Regions from separate parts of the Homo sapiens genome. Here all the other regions are linked to region 4. The links are chromatin loops, found by intact Hi-C in ENCODE. Cell type or tissue: ascending aorta. All regions are shown on one strand. Region 1 overlaps LOC105377721 (a long non-coding RNA gene). Region 2 has its middle 100 kb from the start of FGF18. Region 3 overlaps FGF18 (fibroblast growth factor 18). Region 4 has its middle 180 kb from the start of FGF18. Region 5 has its middle 120 kb from the start of SMIM23.

Region 1 (5,000 bases), 110 kb after region 4:
AGGAACTGTTTTAACGATCTATCGCTGCTACGTAACAAGTCACCTCAAAAGGGACTACGCAAGGGTGTCAATAGCAGGCATGCTTCACTGAACCAATCTAACAGTCTACACAGGTGCTCCAGCAGGGCAGAGTAGAACAATGTGGGACCTTTGAGTCCAGCCAACCAGGGTTCAAATCCCAGCTGCGACACTTCGCAGCTGGACGACCCTGAACATGCCACTTAGCCTCTCTGAGGCTCTGTTTTATGCATCCTCATAGAGGGGTGAAAGCACTGTGGCCTTGGGGACTCTTGGGCTCCTGTACCCCCCACCTCCTCAGCTTCCACCCACTTTTATCCCTTAAATATTGGGATTCTAGAAACGATTCTTCTAAAGAAAGAGAAGCAGCAGAATGCGGAAGTTAAGTCACAAGCTCCAGAGTGCCTACCTTGCAGGGCTGCTGTATGGATTCAGAGTGATCATGCTGAGCCCTGGGCCTGGTCCCCACTAAGTGCTTCACACACATTATTGGTTCCCATGTCCCCAGCCCCAGCGGGACCCACCTGACAGTGTTCCCCCACTGCAGGATATGTCTTGTACATACTGCAGCTACATTTAATTCCCCCAGCATCACTGCAGAAGTCAGACAATTGCAGAGATTCGACTCCTACAAAAGAACAAGGTGAATCCCAGGTGGGACCTGGGTAGGAATTCACTGCATTACACAGAAACAGGACTTCGCATGGTACGGAGACCATATCCCCCCCTAGTGCTCCCAAGCTAGACACACAGCCAGGGGGTCATTGATTCAACTCACATGACCACAGTCTGCTCCAGGACCCAGGATCCTACCCAGGAGGGGGTTTGGGACTGCACACTACTCAGAGGTGAGAAAAGGGCCTCTTGTTTACTATGGCTTGGGGGAAAGACTGATGGAGATTTAGGGGACCCACATGTCCATCCCCCAAGCCACCCCTCGGCTGCCACTGCCTATGACAGCCGACATGTCCCAGAGTCTCTAGTCAGGGTGGAAGTCTCTTCATCAGGGATATAAGGTTCTCTGCCCAGTTGCTGAGGCCAAAGATTAAAGCATCTACCCCTGTCACCTGAGGCCTGGACCTTATCTCAAAGTCAAGGTAGCACCCACAGAGGGAGCAAGTAGTGGTCTGGGGGCTCTACCCCTAACCAGCTCTGGGCCCGTGGGCAAGTCCCTGCTCCTGTCTGGGGCTTGGAGAGGGGGGCATTCGATCAGGGCTTTTCAAACTGGCCTGGAAAGCTTCAGGCTCCTGTACCCCCACCTCCTCTGCTTCCACCCACTTTTATCTCTTAAATGTTGGGATTCTGGATAAGATTCTTCTAAAGGAGAAAAGCAGCAGAATGCAGAAGTTAAGTCACAAGCTCCAGAGGCAAAGAGACCTGGGTTCAAATGAGCAAGGTTGGGCAAGACACTTCACCTCATTGATCCTCAGTCTCCCCATCTGTAACAGAAATAATACTGGAACATACCCCCGTTTGGGTTGTTCCTAGTATTAGGGGAGATTGTGTATATAGAACTCTTGGTATTGTGTTTGCCACATGGTGAGTGCTCTATGGATGTAACCTACCATTATCATTATTTTGAAAAGCTGCCGAATTTTGTGAAGGTTTACAAACGTTTCCTTTGGTGGTCTCTGATCTCATCAATCCTAGCCTCCACCTTCAGCTCCCATCCCAGCCATCCTCCCCACTGCAGTGGCTGACTCTGGGTGCCATGAGGCCTCTGCATTGGGCCTGGGACTCCACTGCTTAGACCTGGTTGCTGGTCCCAGCTCTGTCACTGACCAGCTGGGTGGTCTTGGGTGAGTCATTTTACTTCTCCAGACCTCGGTCTTGTCATCTGTTAAGTGGGAATGATGTCACTGTATACCTTCTAGGGGTGTTGTAGGGATTAGTACAGCACCTGACACATAATAAATGCTCAATAATTGCTGTAACGATTACGTTTAGTTGGGGTAGGCCGTTTGGGTTTTATTTTTTTAATCAAGTTGTGGGGGGGTGGGCGCCCTCTAGTGGTGAAGCCCCACCTGGTGGGGGGTGCCTCAGCCTTTAGCCTGGGTGGGGAGGATAGTGAAGGAAGGACCTGTGGACTCACATATTAGACGGGGACCTTCTTGGAACCAGGGGTGTGTTCCAACCTAGGGCTACCACAGCCGACCCTGGGACCAGTGATCTGTACGCTGGCTTGGCAGGGAGGGCAGAGAAGGAAGCTCTGGCTTAGACCCCTGGGTAAACATCTCTGCAAAGAAGGAAGAGACAGTGGCCACCATAGAGAGAGAAGACAGGCATGAGAGGGTGCAGAGGCAGTTCTCATTCTCCCCTCTTCTATTGCTAGACACACCCTCACTACCATCCTCCCAGTCCATTTTACGGATGGAAAAACCGAGGCCCACAGAGGTAAAGGCGCTCTCCTGCGGTCACACAGGACATCCAAGGCAGAACGCATGCCAGCACCTGAGCTCCAGGTCCAGTGCTCTCTGCTCCACACTACAAGGTCAGCTTAGCCAAGCCAGGTGACGGGAAGCAGAGGACATTTCATTGAATCATACAGTGAAATTTCGAAGAAGGGGAAAAAAGCAGCAGGCGGAGTTCCCAGGGCTGGAGCCCTGCCCAGCTAGTCCCAGAGCTCAGGGAGGGTGGGAATGACGCAGCCTGGGCCCATAGCGGTCTCAGGAGCACCATTCGCCGGGAATCTGCAGGCAACGGCAGCCAGAAGGGCTGCAGAGGCTCTGGGAAGGACGGCTGAGCCGGCGGCGGCCCAGGCTGACTCCACAGGGACGCCAGGATTCCCTCCATCACAGAATCCAAGAGGACCCCCACCTATCCCCAACCCCCACACACACAAACACAGAGAATAGCCCAGGCCCAGCAGAGCGGACGGGCAACAGAAGCCTCCTCTGCAAGGAAGGGGTCAGCCTGGAGCAGAGAAATCCCCGCAGACCCATGAGAGGGGCGGCCACGAGCAGGAGTCCAGGCCCAGCTGTGGGCCGGGGCTGAGGCCGAGGGTTGGAGGCTGTGGACACGGCCAGCTCCCTTCCCTACTCAGACAGGCTCCCTTCCTGTCCTCCAACCTGGGAGGCCTTGCCTGCTATGTGTCCGAAAAGCTTTCTCACGAGTTATAGCTCAGCTGAGACTCACAATGCCTCTGTCGGATCATCCCAACCTACAGGCGAGGAAGCTGAGGCTCCATGCGAGGAAGGGGCTGCAGGCTTTCAGAGCCATTCCCACCCAGCATGACTGTCTGACATCACCCCCTTTGACATCCTGAGATCTGCAGCATTAGGCCAGGGGAAGGAGGGCATGGATCTGGTCAGCCACTGGCCCCCAGGACCCTAGTAAAATGCTATCCCCTACCCCAGCACTTAGCAGCTCCCGAGCCCCAGTGATCACGCACTCCCAGGGCAAGATGTGGAAGGAGGTGGTGCATGATGACACAAAGAAAGCAGGCTTTGGCTCAGCTGGACCTGAGTTCAAATCCTGGCTCTGCTGTATATTTTCTGGGTGACCTTGGACATGTCATTTGCCTCTCAGCTACCCAGTTTTCTGAGCTGACAGAAAAGCATAGTATCCTCTGCACATGCCGTTCGTAGTAAAAGTAAGAGCTACCGTTTATTGCACCCTTTAAGATCAGGTCCTGTTCTCATCACTGTCGCTGCTTTAGATGATCTAAGCCTTTCAACAATGCCCCAATATATTATTACTCATAGCTCCATTTGCAGAGAGGAAACAGAAATATCTAGGAATAGGCAGAGCGAGGATTTGAACTCAGCCTGTCTGGTCCCTAAATACTAAGTTACGGTGTCCATTTATCACATAGGAAAAGCACATCACAGATGTCAGATGTGCTATGGGGCTGGAAAGTTTGGGATGAGTGGAGATGGCAAGGTTCAGAAACAGATTGACCAAGGAGTGCCCGTCTCTGCCAGGATCCATTTGGACCAAGCTCATACCCTGGGTTGGGAAGAGCTCCGGTTGTACTCTGGGGTCTCAGCTCACAGCTCCAGCCCGGTCCCTTCATCAAATCATCTACTTCTCAGTAGTCACTGAGGCTCTCTTTTGGGCCAGGCCCAGGACTGGACACGCAGGCCAAGGCAGATGAGGGGCCCAACCCCACAGCCCCCTCATGTGGGAGGAGGCCTTTCTAGATGCCATGATGGTGAGGAGGCAGGAAACCAGGGCATCTCTATGGTAGGTGGACTCACTGCCTGATGGAAAGAAGCTCTGCTCCCAGGGCTGAGAGGCCAAGCTCTCCCGGGGCCCCTCCCTGCCCAGGAGCTGCCACTTTAAGAAGCCTGGCTGGCCCCTTTAAGGAGCAATGGAGTGAGGCTATTTCCCACTGTGTGCCCCCTCCAGCTGCAACTAGAAGACTCCTGGCTTTCACACCCAGGCTGAGCTGGGGATAGGGAGCCCCCTGCTCCTCCCTTGACCTCCTGGCCACCCCTTGACCCACCGCAGCCCAAAGTTCCCATGCCTTCATGCCTTGGTCCCAGAACCTCAGTGGCCCCCATCATCCCATCCGCTCTTGATCTGTTCCCTGGCTGGGACTCCTGGCTGGGGCTGCACAGCCCTTCCCTTCCCACTCCGTGCTTGGCAGAGGGGTGAGTGTCTGTTCTCGAGCTGGGCCCAGGGGGCTGGCCGAGGCCAGCGAGTGGAAAGGGAGGTGGAGGGCAGGGCTGTCTAAAAGGAACCCCCTTTTCCAAGGAGCCAGCTCCACCCACCACAGGGATGTGGGATGAGAGCAGTCAGAAAGGGGGACCGGCCCAAAGTGAGTGCTGGAGAGCATCTATCTGCACAGAAGACTGAAGAAAGTGGTTAGGCTTCTGGGAGAACTGATTAACCAAGGAGAATCCAGACTCCTGCAAGAACGGAAAGTCCCCATCTTCCTGGGAGTCTTGGTCTTCAGTCGGAGGAAGGCACACAACCATACATCCAGAAAAGCACCCACTCTGCACCTGCACCCTGCTAAGCACCTCACAGGTCTGATG
Region 2 (5,000 bases), 75 kb after region 4:
GATTCTGAAAAGTTGAGGGGCTGGCCTGTTGTCACACAGCCAAAGTGTAGCCAGCTCTGCCTAACCCCATTGCCCTCCTTCTTCCACTCCCCACAGCTGGTCCTACCACTGTGCCATGTGAGCTGTAGGCTCGGGTGTGATGCTGTAAGGAACACTGATGACAGCTCCCATGCAAAGTCCTTGTGCCATGCTGGGTGCCCTCCATCCATCATCTCATTAAACTCACAACAGCATTACAAACGGGGATCATTAAATCTCATTGTATAGGTGAGAACACTGAGGCTCACAGGAATGAAATGGTCTCCCTGGGCACACAAAGGAAGTAGGGGAGTTCCTTAAGTGCTGAATGGAATGGACCCACTGCTAAAGTGAGATCCCATTAACATGTGTACCATGCTTTCTGATGCACCTTCAACATCCGCTATTGACCACACAGCTAGCATGCACCTGCGCTCAACAATTAGTCATTGCATAGATGAATGGATGGATGGATGGATGGATGGATGGATGGATGGATGGATGGATGAATGGTTGGATGGATAAATGAATGAATAGATCCAGAGCTGACATATGAATCTTGATCCATATCAAAAACCAAAGTCCCAACTGAGCACAGTGGCTCACATCTGTAATCCTAACACTTTGAGAGGCCAAAGCAGGAGGAATGCTTGAGGCCAGGAGTCCAAGGCCAGCCTGGGCAACATAGCGAGATCTTGTCTCTACAAAATAATCTTTTAAAAAATTAGCCAGGCATAGGGACTTGCAGCTATAGTCCCAGCTACTCCAGAGGCAGAGGCAGGAAGATCGCTTAAGCCCAGGAGTTTGAGAGTTTGAGGCTGCAGCGAGCTTCGATCCTGCCACTGCACACTATCTTGGGTGACGACAGAGCAAGAACTTATCTCAAAAAAATAAAAAGAACCAAGGTCCCAATTCTGGCTCTACTCACCATCCGAGGCCTAGACCAGGGTCTAAAACCCGTGGATGCCCAGACGCCAGCTTCAAGGAATACAGACTCCCCAGGAGCTGGCCCCACAATGAAACCATTGCAAGCAGCCCTCACAATTCTGTCTCCCATCCTCGTCACCCCATAGAGGGGCCGGGGTCAGAAATGATGATCATGGCTAATCCAGTGAGTTCTCCAGCCACCTTCTAAGTGGTCACCCAATTCTACCTCTCCTTGAGTCATCTGAATGAGAATGTTGGAGAGTAACCTGAGACCGCAGGGAAATGGAGGCACAGAGAGGGGAAGGGACTTGTCAAGGTCAGTCAGCCTTGGTTCCTGGGGTTGAGCTTGATCTGCATGGAAAGAGCCTCAAACACCATTTTGTGCTAGCTCCCTGGGATCCTTTGCCTTGAGTACATTTTTATAGCTCCTTCTTTGCAGACGGAGTGCTTGGGGCCCAGACACAGTCCTTGTGCCTGTGGAGGGGCAAGCTGATCAGCCTCGAGACAGCCTCCAGCTTCACCGGCAGCCCTGACAGCTTATCAGACCCAATCAAACACACATCCAAAATGGTTTTCTAGGCCAGGGAGGAGGGTGGAATATTCATCCGGTCAAGCAAAGTGTCACACTGGTTGTCCATACTCTCAGCCTGGTATTCAGAGCACACCTCTCTGCGTTTCAGTTCATCTCCTAGCTTTACACTGTTGGCCTTCCAGCAGGGCTATAGCCACTGCAAGACCTTTGCAAATGCTATCTGTCCTTTCTGCCTGGAGGCACGTTCCTGCTTTATCCCTTGTAGAATTCTCACTCCTCCTGTAATGCCACCTTGGAGGCCCCACCCTTGAACTTTCCTCCTACCTGGCTCCTCCCACTTCTCCATCCCAGCATTCTGTTCCATCATGGCCTTGTGATGGAGTTGTCTCCTGCCCTGGACTGTGAGTTACGTGCAGAAGAAACCTTGTCAAATAATCTTGTTACCCATCCCCTCACTGGTCAATCCCAGCACCTGGCACATTTAAGGGTCTGTCCCTGATGTCCTGACTCTCTGAAGGCTTGACCTCTCCTGCAATCACCGAGCTCTGTTCTGAGATGTGATTTGTTCTGAAATGTTCTTACTAACTTGGGTGAATCCTCTGTACTGCAGAGGAATGCAGCCCTTTAGCAGCTTTTTCAGATGACTCACTAGGGGCTGAGGATGATTAAGGGAGCATTAATGTTACTCTTTTCTCTCCAGTTCCTAAAACCTCCCTGGCCTGCTCACAGATGTATTCCCAGCACCCGACACCAGGCTGGCACAGGCCTTGTTTCTTGCAAGAGGAAGAAATGAATAAAGGCAGCTCTCAGCCCAGCAGCCCCTAAGCTGTCTACATCTGCAGCTTTCCCTATCTCCTAGGGTGACATAACACAAATGTCACAGGTTGCAAGCTGAAGAGGCCTGGGGTTGAATCTTAGTTCTGCCTCCTCCCACAGTGAGAAGGTGGGCAAGTTCCAGGAGTGACAGTGCAGAATGCTGGAGCTTGCTGGAGACTTAAAGGTGCGATGGCACAGAGGCACGGGGCATGACTGCAGCTTGGGAAAGGTCTGTCCCACCCTCCCCCCATTGCCCTCCCTCATACCTCCCCCACATCTCAAGGGCCTTTGTCTGTTCCCATCTGCCTCTGCCCTGGGCAGAGGCTGCCCTGCCTGCCTGCAAGCTCTGCCTGCTGTTGCGGGGCAGGTGGGTCTGGGAGGGCCAGGCCCGGCCATTTCCTCCCTTCCCTTCCCGCCCCGCCCGCCTGCCTGCAGCCAGCTGTGGGGCAGACATTCCTAGGCCTGCTCATTGATATTCAGGAATGGAACTTGAGCCGGCTCCGGGTGCCCAGAGCGGGCAGGCGCTCAGACCCTCTGCTTGGGTTCTTCTGCCCATATTGGGAGGACCTCAACAGCCTCACCAGCCAGAAAGAGCATCCCAGGCCACCGACTCCAGCAGTTGGATGGCAGGGGAAACTGAACCCTGAAGTGGGGACCCCTCAACAGCCCCAGGGCACGCAGGAGTCTGGGGGTGTGGGTGGCTGAGATCTCCCGACTCGCTGCACAGTGCTCATTCTCTGCCAGCCGCCTGAGTTGCAAAGTGTCCCCAGAGCTTCCTGCTCCTCCAGGTGCTTCCGAGTCCTTCCCAGCCCCACACTGCTCTCCGGAGGCCCTGCCCAAGGCCCCATGGAGGGAGGGAGCTGGATCCCAGGCTGGGCTGGCCGGCCTTCCCACACTGTCTCAGCGGGAAGACAGGAGGCTCCTCCCTCCCAGCCGCAGATTGCCAAGCCTCCACCTCACACCTCTGGGTTTTTGCAGATGGGCTTGTTTTTCCTTGGGGTGTGAAAGAGCTGGTTGGTCATCGAAGGGGCCTCCTCCCCTCCAGGCAGCTGCTCAGGCCAGCCACAAACTCCCATCTCCCCAGGAGATGGCCCCTGACCCAGGGGTCACAGGGTGGGGAGGAGGTGGTACCCTCCCAGGACCAGCTGGGACGGGCCTTAGGGGGCCCAGCCCCGAGGACTGAGGCTCCCACCCCAGGAGGTGGCAAAAAGCCCCCTCCATTGCTCCTTGGGAAGCAAGATAAGCACCTTCCCCCCACCCCGTAGGTCCTTCTCACACTTCTCAGCTTCAGCTGAATCCTGTTGGACTCAAGTGTCCACAGGAAGGACACAGGACAAGGCCTCACATCCCTGTAAGGGGGTCCATCCCCTCATACACAGTTCTACAAGCTCCTATCCTCATGCTTTCTGCACAGTCTCTCCCCTGGCCCAGCTTCCAGCCTTCCCTCCTTCCAGAACCTTCTCCCAGGACCCTGAAGAACCCCAGCCCCACAAACAGCACACTGCCTCGCACACAGCTTCCTCCTCTTCCCAGCTCCTCCCTTCCATGGCCTTGGGGAGCCCCCTCTGCCTTGGGGACATCATTTCCTCCCCTCCCTCCCAAGAGAAGGCTGGCTTTCCTCTCTCACCTCAGGACAGGAGACAGAGGCGGTGTCCCCTTGCTTCCATGGCCACTTTCTGGCCTATGCTGCCCACACCTTCCCAAAAACACCTGCTCTCTCAGGACACAGGCTGTTTGCAACATCTCACCCCCCTCACTTGTCCACAGCCTCTTGGGCACTCTTCACTCCCTGAGGAGCCCCCCAACTGCATCTCTTGCCATTGCCCTGGGTCGCTTTGACACCCTCACAGACATCCCTCTCAATGTCCTGGCCCCTCTGTCTTGGACTTCCTCGTCACCAGTGCCCCTCCTCCACCCCGAATCAGCCATCAGGACTAGTCATCACAGAAACTGCACCACTTCCACCATCAAGGACCCAATCAGTACCTTCTTCACCGGCAGCCCTCTCTCTGTCTCTGGGGCTCGGGAGCTCCTGTACTGCCCGCTCCGTCCCCAGACTGTTCTCAAACACATCTCTCTCTGCCTCTGAGAGTTTCCACCCCATGGCTGCAGCCCAGATTCCACGGCCAGCACGGTCATCCCTGTCTGCCCTCTCTGCCTCCGCCACCCCCACCTGCCTGAGCTGCAAGCCTGGGTGACCCTCCAACCCACACCCCTGCTCCTGTGCCTGAACAGCTGAGCTGGGCCAGAGACACTCACCCTGAGGGGCAGCTGGCCTCTGTGCTCCCAGTCCCTGGCCCGCACTGGGTGATCCGCATCGCTGGCAGCCTCTCCCTGGGCCCCAGCCGGCTTCCTTTCCCTCTCTCCACCACGGCCGCCGCATCGTTCCTTTCCTCTCCTCGACCCACCCTCAACCTCAGCCTCAGCAAACTCCTCCCGACCCTCAGGAAGTGGTCTTGTCTTGTCTTGATCTTCATAAAGAAAATGGAGGCCTTCAGATGGGCGTCCTCGGATCTCCCCAGCTCATCTCCCTGCCCCGTGACTCTCCCCTTGTCTCCCCTCACCATGGAGATGGTGGCCCAGCCGCCATCCCCGGCCCTGGGTTCCTGACTCCATCTCTTCGTCCATCTTGCTCTCACCAATGCATTTTCTCCTGAATCTCCATTTCCTCGTTCTCTGCAGGGTGCCTTTTTTTTCAGCATTTTTT
Region 3 (5,000 bases), 140 kb after region 4:
TGCTGAGGTCAGGGCTGCTTCTCAGTTCTCTTGTTGCTGAGCACAGGTCTTAGCTCAAGACAGGGGTGCCCCGAGCATTTGGGGTTGAACGCATTTTCATTAGGATGGAAACGGTGGGATGACACATGAAAGGGGTTTCCTCCTGAAGAAAACAGACTCTCCCTCCTGGATCTGTTATAAATGTCCCAGAGACAAGCAGAAGCTATGAGAGGTCCCTCCTGAGACACACTGATTAGGGAGACAAAGCAAGCTGAGCCCTAGAAATTGTCTCGCACACTTGGTCTCCCTACTCAGTCATTAACCATTTATTGATTGCCAACTACAGGCCAAACATTGCTACTTCCATTACTGCATTTCATCCTCTTCTTCAGCTCTGCTTGGTAGAAGAAAGCAGAGCTCAGAAGCAAATCGGCCTTGCCCAGGGTCATGGAGATTCTAAGTGGCAGAGCTGGGATTTGAACCTGCCCTAGCCACTGCAGCTCACTTCTCCTCTGCCCAGTTCCAAAGAGGTCCACAAGGGGGAAAGGTGAGGAGCAGGTGCTGCCCATCAAAACATCTCGCCTCCCCCAGGCCCACATAGCCACCATTGGCACAAAGCGAGGTTTTGGATGTACAAGGAGCTACCCAGTGCCAGTCACGCGGGCTCAATGCATGTCTGGGTTTACTTAAAAGGGCTGAAGAGCTAGGCTTTGGGCTGAAATTCACGAATCTTGGGAACCAGCCCTGGGGCTATGATGATCACAAGTTCCCCTGCGTGACCTCAGGCAAAAATGGATAAGAAGCTAACAGCAGGCTACATCCGGGCTTGACGCTTGCCTCTGCTCCTGGCTACCTCTATGACCCTGCTCACCACAGCAGAGACTCCAAAAACAAAAACACCTGTGCTTGGGCCCGACCCCCGGAAACTCTGACTTAATTGGTTCAGGCAAGGCAGAAGCATCAGTATGTAGAGAGTAAGTGAATATTCCATCCCAGAACCCTGATGATGTAGCAGAATTTGATCTCTTTCCTACTACCACCTCCAACCTCTTGCTTCCCAAACTGGAGCCCTAGTCCTTCCATTTGATCTGAAGACGGAATCCTGATGACCTCATCTGGCCCCTAGATCCAGTCTTACCTGAAACTAGAACTACCCCCTGGACTGTTGGTTTTTGTTGTTGTTGTTTGCTATATAAGCCCCGTATTCCCTTTTTGCTTAAGGCATTTTAGGTTAAGTTTCAGCCATTTGCAACCAAAGCCATCTTAACAAAGATGTGCTGGTGGGCAGAGCACTCCCCTGCCCTGAAAAGGTCTGTGGCTCTATGTTGCCCCAAAAAGGACTCATCAGTGATCGCAATAGGTGGTGGCAGATGAGAAAAATACAATCTGGGTTGCGTCTCCAGAGATGGGGAAAAAAATGCCTAGCACATCATGCTAGACACTCAACAACTGTTTACAAAATGAAAGGAAGCGCCACCTCCTGGGCCAGGTGACATGGGTTCCAGAGGGTAGCAAGGAGAAGGGGGGCCGCCTGAACATGCAGGGGCTGGGGACACAGCTTTGGCATCTGATTGGTACAATGCAGCAGAAAGAGTAACTCCAGCAAGGGCCTGCAACCTCTGGAAAGCTCTGTCAAGGGCTCAATGCAGGTACCCTTGCTGTGGCCAGAGATGTGCAGGGTTGGCACACAGATGGCCCAAGGAAGCTGCCCCATTGAGCCACTCCAAAGGAGTTGGCACTGGAGCTGAGACCAGGCGTTCCCACAGGTGAAGAAGTGACCTCGTGACCTGGCTCCAAAGGGGAAAGGGACTAACACTTAGCAAGTGCCTACCTGCTTACTAAGTGCCCAGATTATCATTCCCATTTTACAGATGACGACGCTGAGGCTCAGCAAGGCCAGGGCGCTTAGACTCCCTTGGGTTGATGTGAATAATTCAGGCTGTAGCTTAAGAGTCAATCCACAGACAGCAGGAACCATGTTTCTATTTCTTTGGTGCCCCCGGAGCCCTTTGGCCAGGTACACAGAACTCAGATGAATGGATGCAGAATCCGCCCTCAGGGAGTTCCCAGTGTGACAGAGGATGCAGGCACAAAGACAAACAGTGACAACCCAGGTTAGCAGACAGGCAACAGAGGGCTGTGCGAGGGACTGTGGGGCTCCGGGGTGGGTGGGCTGACAGAGGGGTCAGGGAATGACCAGCCAGGACTCAGGGCAAGTGGACAGAGGGAAGGGCAGTCCCGGCAGAGGGCACAGCATGGACAGTGCCCGAAGGCCCCGTCCATGGAACAGCGGTGCTCAGTGCCACGCATCTGGAGCATAAGGAATCCATGTGCCCGGGGAGGCTCCCCAGGGCCTTCGGTGTCCCATAGCAAGGTGGGAGGACCCATGGATGGGTTTGGAGCTGGGTGGGGGTGGAGGGCAGGTCATGTGCCGCCCTCCAATGCCGTATGTGCTGTAGAAAGCCGAAGGTGGGCAGCGGGGAAAGGCCTGGAGATGCAGAAGCCACACGCCAGGCGGCTGGGGCAACGATTTCCGGGATGGTAGGAGGCCAGAACAGAGGCGGTGGCAGGGGTTAGGGCAGGAGGGGACACCCAGGGCCTAAGGTACGACTGGGCAGGGAGGCTGTGGAGAGGACCGCAGCCCAGGAGCCAGATTCCCGCCTCGGGGGCCAGAGAGCGAGGGGGCGCTGGGCGGGGCAGAGGTCAAGCCTGGACAGGTGGATTTGGTGGCGTCCTCGAGTCCCCCGGGTGGGCCCAGAAGACAGGAGGCTGGCAAGGGTTGGGGTCGGGCGTGGAGGCCTGGGCGGGAGCGGGGGAGGCGCCGGGGGCCGGGGCCGGGCCTCCCTCCGCTGCGCCAGGGTGCGCCGCGCCAGCTGAACCGTCACCAATATTAATGACGGGAGAGAGGGCGAGGGGGCAGGAAATCGGAGCCGGCTCCTGTGGAAGCGGTGACTCAGCGGCTCGCCCGCGGGCGGGAGGCGGCCGGCGGCGGGGTGGGGGGGCGGCCCGAGGGGACGGGGCTGCTCTTTTGACCCCCGCGCAGCCCTCCTGGGGTCAAGATGCCGGGAACAGCACGCAGACGGCGAGGGCGGGCCGCGGCGTGGGCACGGGCACTGGCGGGTGCCGCTGGCCCCTGCTGGGGGAGAAAGAAAAACGAGCCGAAAACTCAAAGCAGGTTGGGCCTGGGAGGCGGCCCAGGCGGGCAGGAGAACAAAGCGCCTGACGCGGGGCTGGGCCGCGCCGCCACAGGAAACGACCGGCCAGGCCAGGGGGACCGGCCAGGCTAGGGGGACCCGGCGCCCGCGCCCCAGTCCGTGGCCCCGGCCCCGGCCCCGACCCCCCTCGCCGGCCGGCCAGCCTCGCAACGGCGGAAAGTGAATCACTAATTAAAACCACTCCTCGGCATCCCGGAGCCGCGCTCTGCGGATTACTATTATTTTGCTCTTTGAGAAGCCTCAGTTGGTGTGGGCAGTGCGGCTGGAATCTTTTCCTTCCAAACCGGGCTTTGAATCCCGCCGAGCTGTAGTGTGGGACCTGGGACAAGTGCCCGGGCGTGGCCAAGCCTCGGCTTCCTCATCTGTGGAATGGGGATGGTAGCGGTGGCAGCCTCCTGGGATTCACTGGGAGCGTTTCAGTTCAGTGCCGGGCAGAAAGTCAGTGCTCAATTAGCGGAAGCTATTATGACAGTAATTATTAACAAAATAATGCGACAATGCCCTGGCTGGGATCTCTGGCCTGTTACATCCTCCCCAGCCTCTTGGTATGGGGGAAAGGGAGAGGGATAAGACTTGGGGGATTCAAAAAATCAAAAACATGGCTTCAGCAAGACTGAAGTCATCTCCCCCACCCCCAACAAGATGTAATGAACCGCAAATAATCAGCCAGGGCATTGCCCCCAAGCACAAGCCCATCCCCCTTAGAATCCAGGCCTACCCTCCACCCCACTCCACCTGTCCAGGCAAAACCCCCTCAACCCTGGTTGTACAAACTGCATATGGGAGTCAGTCCCTGCAGAGAGAAGGGGACAGAGAACCTGACCCTACCATAGAGCTCCTGTGGATAACACCTTCCATTGGAACACCCAGAGGAAGCCAGTTCATGACTTTTGCAAACAAGCGCACCCAGGAAACGAACAGGGGTGCTGAGAAGCAGCATCATTGGAGACTCAGATCCCCACACACGTGGGTCTCCCCAACCCGAGGGTCCCCCCAACCTGCACCCCCACTCCTGCCCCCACCCTAATTTGTTAAATGCAGCTCTCTTGCCAGTTTCAAAGTAATAAAATCTTTCTGAAATGCTAGAACCAAGAGGCCCAGCGCTGACGAGGCGGCCAGGTTCCAGAGGTCACTGCTGCAGGACGGTAAGCCCCTGGCAATTGTTAAAACGATCGATGCAGCCACAGCCCTTGGCCTGCCGGTTCCTTGCTCCCAGACGTCAGGGACATGTAGCCGGGGTGCCCCAGAGCCCCTCAAGGATTCTCCCACTACCAAGCAAGCCAGAGCTCCACACCCAACAGGAGAGACACAGCCATGGATACCTCAGCCTGGTGAGTTCAAGTGCCCGGGGAAGAGAAGTGGGGGATGGGATGGGGTGAAAGGAAGAGATTACAGTCTCTCTCTCTCTCTCCTGTCTCTCTCTCTCTCTCTCTCTCTCACACACACACACACACACACACACACACACACACACACACGGCCTGTTTTCCATTTGGGACTGACAGTGCCCTGGACACATTGTTCCAGCTCCCAGAGCTGCCAGAGGGGAACCCGAAGTTCCCGGGAATCCCAAACCATCACTCACCTTCCCCACGAGCTTGCCTTTGCGGTTCATGCACAGGTAGAATTCCGTCTCCTTGCCCTTGATCCGGACTTGACTACCGAAGGTGTCTGTCTCCACTAGGAGCTGGGCTTCGAAAGGCAGAAGGAGAACAAGACACATTTTATTACCAGGGGCAATGGCTTGGTCTAAAGGCTCAGTGACATGGTCCCTGGTCCTATCTTTGGTCCCTCACTCCCCCAAAA
Region 4 (5,000 bases):
CACCCATTTATTACTCACTCATTCACCCATCCATCCATCTACCCATCCTCCTCTTATCCACTCACCCACTCACCCGTCCACCTATTCATCTACCCACTCGCCCATTTGTCATGCACTCATCCACCCGTCCATCCATGTACCCATCCTCTTATCCATTCACCCACTCATCCACCTATCCGTCTCACACTCATCCATCTACCATCCACCTATCCACCTACCCATTTACCCATCCATCCATCCATTCGTCCATCCATCCATCCATCCATCCATCCATCCATCCATCCATCCACCCATCCATCCACCCATTAACCCATTTACTCACCTACCCATTCATCCACCCACTTATCCACCTACCCATCCGTACACCTATCTACCCACCTATCCATCCATCCATCCATCCACTCACCTATCTGTCTGTTTATTCATCCATTTACTTATTTACTCAGTGAACATTTTGAGCAACTATGTGCTCTCCCACTGTTGGGAAGATGTGCTGTTCTGTCTGTGATCTGATCTTCATCAGTTATAGACACAGTGCATACTGCCCCCTAGAGACTAGGGGATTGTCCTCAGTTTCCTCTATAGCCATGGATGGCAGAGAACATTCATTTGGTTAAAACAAACAAACAAAAAAAAAACAACTAGCTTAAGAAAACGGAAATCTAATGATTCATGTAACTGGAAAGCCCAGGTATAGGTCTGGTTTCAGATGCAGCTTGATTCAGGCCTCAAGTGCTATTTCCAAGACCTCGTGTCTGCATCTCTCAGCTCTTCCCTCCTCCAAGTAGTAGTAATGCTGGCAGCAGCCGCGGCCTCAGCCTCACATCCACCCAGGTTGCAGTCCAGCAAGAAAGATCAAAAATCTTCTCCAGAAACCCTACCCAGACCACATGGGCTGAGAATTAGAGAAAGATAGAACCCCAAATTAAATGGGGAGGAAGGATTAGAAGATGGGAAGGCAAGCGCCAAATACCTGCTACACATCCTACATGCAGGCACTGGGGATCCCCAGCTGAACGGGAAAGCTCTGTGTAGCATCTAGGGGCTGACATCCAAGGGGAGGCAGCAAACACACAAACCAACAAATGTAGAAATAAAATCACCTTGGATGGTTTGGACGATAATAACTGCTGGAGTGACAAACAGAGCAGTGTAGTTATAGCGACTGGAGTAAAGCTCTTTTAAAGAAATAGTCAGGGAATCTGACATTGAAGTCAGATCTGAATAAGTCGTCATCTGGGTCAAGAACTGAGAGAGAAACATTTCTGGCAGAAGGAACAGCAGGTGCAAAGGCCCTGTGGTGGGAATGTGTTATGCAAGTTCCAGGGACAGTAAAAGGCTGGAGAGGCACAGCGGGGAGCATAACCCAAGAAGAAGGTGAAGAGGTTGGAGGGGCTAGATCTTAGAGACTCTTGCAGGGCTTGGTGAGGAGTTTGAATTATATCTCCTCACCAATGGGCACTCAGGGTACACTTTTAATTGAGTAAGGAGATAATCTCATATAATTCTTTTTAGGATCCTTTTCAAAAAAATTTTTCATCAGGATATAACCTATACATGGTAAAGTACAAAAGCACATTCTTCTTAGGTGTACAGCTCAAGGTCTTTTTCCTTATGCCTACATTGGTGTACCCACCACCCTGATCAAAGTGGAGAACATTCCCAGCCCCCAGAGACCTCCCTCTGCCCCTTCCTACTCAACCCTTCCTCCCACAAGAGGTAGCCTCTATTCTGACGTAGGTCATCATAGGTTAATTTTGTCTGCTTTTGAACTGTATGTAAATGGAATCCTACAGTGTATGTTCTTTTGTGTCGCTCACCACTATGTGTAATTGACTCTCATGTTTCTGCATGTGGCAATGATTCTTCCTTTTTTACTGTTGCATAGTATTCCACTTTTTCCACTTTCCCTATGCTGGGAGGTGGGCCGTTTTTTGGTAGGATTGTCCTCAGTTTCTTCTTCAGTCAGCCTCGGGCTTGGGACAGGATGGATCAAACCCCATTTTGGGGATTGAGCTAAGAATTCAACCAGGATAGCACAAGACAGGCCATCTAGACTAGAAATTGCTAGATGCCCTCTCCTCCAGGCCTGACATCTCCCAGGCCCTGGGCGCCCCTCTCACCCACCTCCCTAACAACAAAGTTCAGGTGCTTGCGCTTGGCCGGGCAGAAGTTCTAGTAAATGCCAAGCCCCAGAGCCCCCGGTGGCCAGCGTGAGGGACGTCGCGGGAAATGAGAGGAGCTGCGGCTAGCCGCCAGGCAGTGACTCTACCACCAAAGAATGTGCTCTTGGCCAGGGTCTCCTTCCTCTCTCTTCTTGGCTCCTTCAGGCGGCCAGGAGTTGGCAGGCCCGGGTGCAGATAACGTCGAGAGCCCCAGGCCCTCTTCTGTCATCGCCTCCCCAACGTGAAACTCAAGATCTTGTTTATTTATGAGGAAATTCTGTTCTGCTGCTCGACAAATGGTGTATGGGGGCCAGGGCACATGGAGCGTGGAGCCGGCCCAGCCAGGCCCCAGCATGCTGCGCCTCTCTGCTGATGCAAGCTCAGAAGGAGAGCTGGCAGCGACTGGAGGGCCGGCCCAGCACTCCCTGGATGCCTCCCCCATCCCTGGATGGGGCCGGGGGTGGGGGAGGAGGGGTCCTTCTTTCTCTCAAGCAGCCAGAAACCCCTTGCCTTCCCTGAGAGGCCACAGGCAGTAACAGCCCGGTGGCTCGTCTGATGAACCTGCTGCAAGGCCAGCGCCAACCCTTCTCTGGGACTTGCTTCTCCCCCTACCTTCCTGGGAAGGAGGAATGAGATGGTGTATGTCAGTAACCAAGGGATGTGAGAGAGAAAATAAAATCTACCAATTTATTTTATGCTAATGTAAACGCACTACATGCCAGGGGTAAACCTGGCATGTAGTGGGTTTACATTAGCATAAAATGAATCAATTCAATTGATTCACCAACATTCAATTCAACTTGCCAACGATGCTACCAGGTAGATATGAGTGTCCTCACTTTTGATGAGGGGCTAAAGTTCAGAGTGATGAAATGACTCATCCAGGAACATAGAACTGGTAAGCATAAGAGATGTGACTCAAACCAGAGCTGGCCCACTCCACGTCTGCCATCTGGATGGGGTTGACTTGAGTAATCACTCAGAAACAGCCAGGGTCCAGCTGCAGCAAACCATAGATGAAATTGTTTTATATCTGACTCTAAATCTCACTCCATCATGCCTCCCTGCCTCTCAAAGTGACATGTCCTTTCATAATACATTCAACGGAGTCCCAAGTTGCAATGCAACATCCACTTCTGGATGAAGATTACCCGTTGTACTCCATCCCCATTTCAGATTAATCTGATTGAAAGACATGGCACTAGCTGAGCCCTCTTATCCAAACAAGGGTCATTTGCTGAGCCCAAATCTTCTGGAAACATTTCATGTGTGTGGGTGGAATTGGTGACTATTGAGCTGTGGTGCAAGCATGTGTTTGTGAAAGTTGCCCTTTCATCTGTGCTGCCAGAGCTATAGACCTAAAACAATAGCGAAACACTTTAAAATGACAGAAGACCAAATATGTCAGCTATGAAGTAAGTATAAATGGGTTAAATGCTTTTATTAAAAGTAAAGACTTTAGCTTCCAAACAACAAACAAGTCATTCTTTTTTTTTTTTTTCTCTACATTTTCAAAATATACCCACACTGAGTCCCAAATCTTCAAGGAGTTACCTCTGTCCTTCCCAGGCTACACAGACTCTTTTTCTTTTTTTTTTTTTTTGAGACAGAGTCTTGCTCTGTCGCCCGGGCTGGAGTGCAGTGGCGCGATCTCGGCTCACTGCAAGCTCCGCCTCCTGGGTTCCCACCATTCTCCTGCCTCAGCCTCCCGAGTAGCTGGGACTACAGGCGCCCGCCACCACGCCTGGCTAATGTTTTTGTATTTTTTAGTAGAGATGTGGTTTCACCGTGGTCTCGATCTCCTGACCTCATGACCCGCCCGCCTTGGCCTCCCAAAGTGCTGGGATTACAGGCGTGAGCCACCACGCCCGGCCCGGCTACACGGACTCTTACATCTCTGATTTCTCCAAAGCTTGCTTGCTTTATTTTTATTATAAAATATTTCAAACATACTTAAAAGTAAAGAAAATAGTGTGACATCCATTGATCTACCACTGAGATTTAATCAACGCTGATGTTTATCATCCTTTGTTTCAGTTTTTATAGTGATAAAAAGGTAAATCACTAACTTGAAGATGATTGTGTATAATTTCCCCACACATTTAATAACTTTTCTATGTATAGATGTAATCACAAACTCTATGTCGAATCATTTTGTGTTTTTAGAATTTATCTAATAATACCATGTTACAGATATGGTATATCCTTCTGCAACTTGCTTTTTTGAGAATTAGATATATTGAGACACATCGATGTATTACATTGATGTGACTTGCCAAACAATGCTCACTGTATACATAAATTACAGATTTTTTGTCCATTTACCCATTGATGGACAACCATTTCTATTTTTTTGCCATCACAAACAGTGCTTTGATGGATGTCTTTATCATAATCCCTTGCAAACTCAAGCTAGTATTTCTCTGTAATTCTCTGGAAGTGGAATTTCTTAGTTGGGCTGGTTTTAACACATCTGATGCCTATAATCTACTCTCCACTTTCCTCTCTATGGATGCAGTTAAAGTGGGCTTCATAAGCAGGATTTGAGTTGAGTCTTGGAACAAGAGAAGTCACAATGCTAGAAAGAAAAGTGAGCAGGATGGCAGGAAGAGGGAGTCACCAAGAGTAAGGGTCACATGGCAATAGGCCCTGTCATGCTCTCTACTGTTAGTTAATCCTGTGGGCTGGAGTGTGTGGGCATCTGTCATTGCAGCTGAGGACATCATATCCTTGGGTTTGTTCTGTTGGCATTATACTCATTCTTGTACCAGCTCCCATTTCAGAGCTGAAAGCCAGTGCTTTCCAATCGCAGCTGTGCATCAGAATCACCTGGGG
Region 5 (5,000 bases), 71 kb before region 4:
AAGAAATCTTGATGTAGAAAGTTTGAAAAACACATAGAAATATAAAGAAGTAGGAAAAAATCACCCATAATCCAATCATCCAGTAATAACCAGTTTACACTGTGGTATTTTTCTCTCTAGAGTTTCTCTCTGGGCTTTTGTTTTTTAAATAAATGTGATACTTGGCTTGAGACCCATCCACTTCCCAAACTGGATGAGATGAGGCCTGTAACATCCTGAAAATATATATATTTCAGATTGTAAAATGTAATATGCTCATTAGAGAAAATCTAAAAAAATTTCAACAAGGATGAAGAAAATTAAATTAAAATTCCACCACGTAGAGAATTAACATTGGGGTGAATTTCCTTCCCATCTTCTTTCTTTACATTTCTTTGATTATCATACACATGTTTACCTAATTTTGCATTCTACTTTTTTTCCTTAACATTATGTCATGAGCATTTCCTCCCGTTATTGCACATTCTTTCAAGGCTACATAATATTCCTGGGTATGGACATTACCTACCTTATTTAACTCTTCCTTTATAATGAATGTTCGATTTTCTGAGCATTAGTTTTTTTTACAAATGCTTGCCCACAGCTCTTTTATTTCTCTAGGATTGATTCCTTCAGGAGGAATTACTGGGTGAAAGTGGATGAATCTTTTAGAGAATATGAATCTTTTAACACATACTGCTACGTCGTCCTTTGGAAGGGCTGTAACTGGAGCAGTGCAGGGGGGTACCTACTCCATTATACCCTTGATTTAACCTTGAGAGCTCTGCCTGTTTTACTTTGCAAAACGCTATTGCTACTTGAATCATTCCTGAGCTAGGACCCAAAATGGCTACTGCCTTCACTGGGCATGGCTTTGTGACATTAAGTCAGCCAGTTAACTCTTGACTCCATTTCCCCATTCTTACCACGATGTGTTCTTTAAATTCAGATGATTTCAGCTTAAAGTTGGAAATACTGGTTCACATTCCAGCTTCAGCTTTTTAAGATTGTATTTCTTAATCTGCAAAATGGGAATAATACCTAGATTACAGAATAATGATGATTAAAAAACAAAACAAAACATCACAACAACAAAATACGTAAATTGCTTAACACCATGCGCGGCACATAGCAGATGCCCAATGAATATTACAATTATCTTCTTTCCTCTCTTTATCCTCAACATAGAAAGCATTTGAAAAGTCAGGAAAAGTAGCATTAATCTATCAGATTTCTAGTTGAAGAGACCAAAGCTCAGAGAAGTGAAGTAACTTGCCTAAAGTCCTGGTAGCTGGTAAAAGACAGCATGAGGTCCACTCCCAAGATCTAAAAGAGGGGACAGCTGCAGGGCTAAATACGGCCTAGGCATCTGTTTTATTTGGCCCACATAACCAAAAATAAGTAAGAAAATAGGATAAAATTAAATAAAGACAACGTTTAAAAAGAGGAGCTTTTACATCCAGATATGATTTCTGGTTTTTCTTGAGAAACATTCAATCTGGTGACGGGGCTGGTGGAGTCCACTGGTGCCTGTCCCCTTTGCAGAGGCCACGCATTTCCAGTTCTCCAGGTCTACACTGGGTGTCCGTGGGTTTGAGATACTGCGCGGTTCCTGGGTGCACTGGAGTTTGCGACCCCTGCTCTGACCCACTGTGATATTTCAATGTAGGGCTTCTGGCCACCTCCCAGGGTACGCGCTCCCGCTAACCTCAGACGGCGCGGGCCCGGACGCCCGCCCCGAGGCCGGAGAATTGCCCACCGAGCCAGGTCCTGCGGAGGCCCGTTGTAGTCAAAGAATGTGAACGTACATTGTTCTCCGCCCAGCCGCATTCATGCGGGGTGAGCTCACCCTGGCCCGCTGCCTCCTTCCCCCAATCTCTCCAATTAAAAACATATTACCTTCCCGCTCCGCCAGGAGCAGCCCTGGGCCGCAGCTTTATTTTATAAACACATTTAGACAAGTTCAAAAAGGAATGATTCATGCTGGACCTGAGCACTCCTAAAGGCGAGGGCTGCTGAGCATTTTCACAGGGCACGCATCCTGAGCCGGACCAGGCCCGGCCCTCGGGGGGTATCATCTCTCCCGCTCGAAGGCCGGGATTACCTGGATGCAGCTGGAAGGACTTACCCACAAGGCCACCTTTCGGCACTCCCAGCGCAGCCTCAGTCAGGGGTTGCGCCCAGACCAGATCTAGCCACCGGGGGCTCCCGGAGGGGAAGGGCGCAGGCCCTGCCCCTCCCCCGCTGGGAGGCTTCCTCTGATCCCCAATCCTGTCCCCCAACCCCAGTGACCCCTCCTCCTCTCTCCTGAGCGGCTCAGCTCAGAGGCTTCCAGGCCCACCCTACCACCCTGGGTGAATTCCCTCCTTCAACCCACTCCATGCAGCACTCCTGGAGGGTGTACCCTGGAGGGTCTTTTATGCTCTTTCCACAGAGCCAGGCTTAGTGTCTGGCACAAGGAAGGGCACGCGGCAGGTGTCAGATAGAATCACAGTAGCAAGAATGAGGAGCTTGTTGAACAGACAGCATTGAGAGGATGCCAGGCACATACTTAGTAATTTACATCTATTCTTTCATTTAATCATCACAAGCACCCTGTGAAGTAGGTGCTGTTTGTGACAAGGCCATTTCACAGATGAGGAAATTAAAGAGTGGCGGGATTCGGTTTCAGCTGGACTTTACCTACAGGGTTAGCCTTAGCTGTCAGAAGTGAAAGAGCCCATTGGCCATTTGATCTTGTCACTTGACTTGACAGGTCTACAAACGGAGGCCTGGACAGGGAAAGACGTCCCTGAGACTATAAAGGATGGCGTAGCCTCAGCAGGAGACCCAGCTCCCTGCCTCTGTGGGGCACCACGTCGTGCCAGCCCCTGGCATCACGCCTGACACATAGTACGAATTCAGTGGATATTTCTGAAGGAGTGAATTTTTTGTGACACTCCCCCTCAGACCTCAGTTACCCCGACTGTATCTTACTCATATCTGAATCCCCAGTGTCCAACATCAGACCTAGAACAAAGTAGGTTCTCTAAGGATATCTGTTGAAGCAATGGATCAGCGTCTGATTGTGCCATTAGCCACTGCACTTTAATCCTTCATTATTAGTTTACAGTTACTGGGTTATTAATTTTCTCTCCTCAACTGAAGGGTAAACATGGGATCTTCTCCCTCCTTCATAGGCACGGCTATGCTTGGCACACAGAGGTGCTAATTCCATGGATGATCACTCACTGGTTCTTGCCCTCATTACTCTCTATTGAGCACCTACTATGTGCCAGGCACTGTGCCAGGTTCTGGCCAAGAGGTGTGATACAAAGGCAAGTCCAACCATGACCCACCCCCAGGAATGACCACGGTAGCATCCCGCAGCAGCTGTCTCTGCTGGTGCTCACTGTGACCATGATGGGTGGGACTGTGGGGGCCTCGTCTAACTTCAGAGGAGTCTGGGATGAGGAAGTTGTCTGAAGTCCTTGGTCTTCTCTGCCCATTCTTCACCAGTCTTCCTAACCCCAGTCAGTCCAGTGGTGCCAATCACCAGGAGCAGGAAGTTGCCAACTGTATTCTGCTCATTGATCCAGTCACTCAACAAACCTTTATTAAGTGTCCACTGTGTGCCAAGTCCTGTAGTTGTAAGAAATAGACTGCACTTGGCTGGGCACGGTGGCTCATGCCTATAATCCCAGCACTTTGGGAGGCTGAGGTGAACGGATTGCTTGAGCTCAGGAGTTCAAGACCAGCCTAGGCAACATGGTGAAACCCCGTCTCTACTAAAAATGCAAAGATTAGCTGGGCATGGTGGCACATGCATGTGGTCCCAGCTACTTCACGGGGCTGAGGCTGGAGGATCTCCTGAGCCTTGGGAGGTGATTGTGCCACTGTACTCCAGCCTGGGAGACAGAGACCCTGTCTCAAAAAAAAAAAAAAAAAAAAAAGGAAAAGAAAAAAGAAAGGCAGAAATAGCCCACAGTCAGGAGCAACCTTGCCAGAAGTGTCTGTATTCATTAGAAGGCTCATGGGGCCAAGTGAGAAAACGTAGGTTCAGGCAAAGGGGGAACTGATGAGCACCTATCATCAAACACAGGGACGGCCTCAAGCACTGCAAAGAGTCTTTCTCTATATATCATATCTTTGCCTCTTCTTCTTAGGGCTGGCCTTTTTTCCCTTGTCACAATAAGATCATGGCCACTGTCAATATTAGGGCTCAGGATTCCCAACTTCACCCCCTTATCAGTCTAAATAGAAAATCCCCAGGGAAGCTGAAAACAGAAGAGAAGGTGCTGCTCCAATAACATAACAGAGTGGGTGACAATAAGCCTGTTTCTAGGTCATCCTTTTAGTGTCCTTGGCCTGTTTCATCTTGATTCCTATATCTAAGAGCCTGATTCATAGATGATTTGATGGTGAGGTGAATGAGTTACATGATTTTGGTTGTAAGTAGATTTTCTAAAAATAATTGTTGTTGGGAAGGGTATTCAAGAGCTCTCATAGAATTCAAAGACGCACAGAACAATGAGTCACAGAAAAGAAGGACCCCAGTGGCCACAGGTCTTCCATGCTTGGGGTTCACAGAACCTTTTCCTTATAGCATCGCCCTTTATGGGATTCACCTCCAACAACAACCAGGCTCAGTAGTTCCAGCAACTACCAGTTCAGTTCCAAATGTCAGATCCATGGGGAACAATTGGAATTGGCCTGGTGTGGGTCACTTGCTCATTGTATGCCAAAGAGCAGGTTCAAGAGGTCGGGTCACATTGTACTAATATGACAACTCTTATCGGAGCCCTGGGTGGAGGGTGAAGCCCAGGTGATGGTTTCCAGAAGATGGTGATGAGCAACCAAGCCACAGAAAGCACTGGCTGGCAGGGGGCACCCTGATTTTGGGTCAAAGCTCTTCCATTGGGAAAATCCAGGTTGCCTGCCTTCCAGGGAAACCACTTGGCTTAGAGGAATCAACAGGGGTTTGGGAGTCGGAATTGGATATAAATCCTTGTTCCACCACTTCCTAGGTGTGTGACCTTGAA

What was found. A loop is a pair of places that touch in the nucleus more often than their neighbours do. Peaks named below come from ENCODE experiments on the same cell type or tissue, not always from the same donor. Only the 100,000 strongest peaks of a DNase experiment are listed, where the experiment ranks them.
Region 1: it touches region 4 in a loop (2.5-fold over the local background); 10 of 110 quality-filtered maps call a loop at or near these places.
Region 2: it touches region 4 in a loop (2.5-fold over the local background); 5 of 110 quality-filtered maps call a loop at or near these places.
Region 3: a loop joins it to region 4, with 2.5 times the contacts of the local background. A loop is called at or near these places in 2 of 110 quality-filtered maps.
Region 5: a loop joins it to region 4, with 2.6 times the contacts of the local background. A loop is called at or near these places in 2 of 110 quality-filtered maps.

Annotation. Positions count from the first base shown.
Region 1 is chr5:171,481,632-171,486,631 of GRCh38, reverse strand. The region is part of intron 2 of LOC105377721 (a long non-coding RNA gene); the gene reads left to right. Among named protein-coding and RNA genes, the nearest start is that of FGF18, 64 kb to the right of the region's middle. In ascending aorta, a CTCF peak has its summit at 2,032 (motif pointing left); DNase peaks (open chromatin) are centred at 2,115 and 2,621; H3K4me3 peaks cover 408 bases; H3K27ac peaks cover 1,133 bases.
Region 2 is chr5:171,518,683-171,523,682 of GRCh38, reverse strand. No RefSeq gene overlaps it. Among named protein-coding and RNA genes, the nearest start is that of FGF18, 100 kb to the right of the region's middle. RefSeq lists enhancers at 801-1,332, 2,935-3,467, 3,468-4,001, 4,002-4,534 and a silencer at 3,084-3,378. In ascending aorta, a CTCF peak has its summit at 2,238; a DNase peak (open chromatin) is centred at 2,232; H3K27ac peaks cover 2,641 bases.
Region 3 is chr5:171,449,033-171,454,032 of GRCh38, reverse strand. It overlaps FGF18 (fibroblast growth factor 18), which reads right to left. Exons shown (of 5, transcript NM_003862.3): 4 at 4,780-4,886. Among named protein-coding and RNA genes, the nearest start is that of FGF18, 32 kb to the right of the region's middle. RefSeq lists an enhancer at 2,499-3,070. In ascending aorta, no CTCF peak of the experiment used is centred here; DNase peaks (open chromatin) are centred at 2,902 and 3,492; H3K4me3 peaks cover 1,381 bases; H3K27ac peaks cover 2,154 bases.
Region 4 is chr5:171,594,026-171,599,025 of GRCh38, reverse strand. No RefSeq gene overlaps it. Among named protein-coding and RNA genes, the nearest start is that of FGF18, 180 kb to the right of the region's middle. In ascending aorta, a CTCF peak has its summit at 2,240; DNase peaks (open chromatin) are centred at 2,365 and 3,116; H3K4me3 peaks cover 369 bases; H3K27ac peaks cover 1,731 bases.
Region 5 is chr5:171,664,818-171,669,817 of GRCh38, reverse strand. No RefSeq gene overlaps it. Among named protein-coding and RNA genes, the nearest start is that of SMIM23, 120 kb to the left of the region's middle. RefSeq lists enhancers at 993-1,570, 1,571-2,149. In ascending aorta, a CTCF peak has its summit at 1,890; a DNase peak (open chromatin) is centred at 1,817; H3K4me3 peaks cover 891 bases; H3K27ac peaks cover 1,270 bases.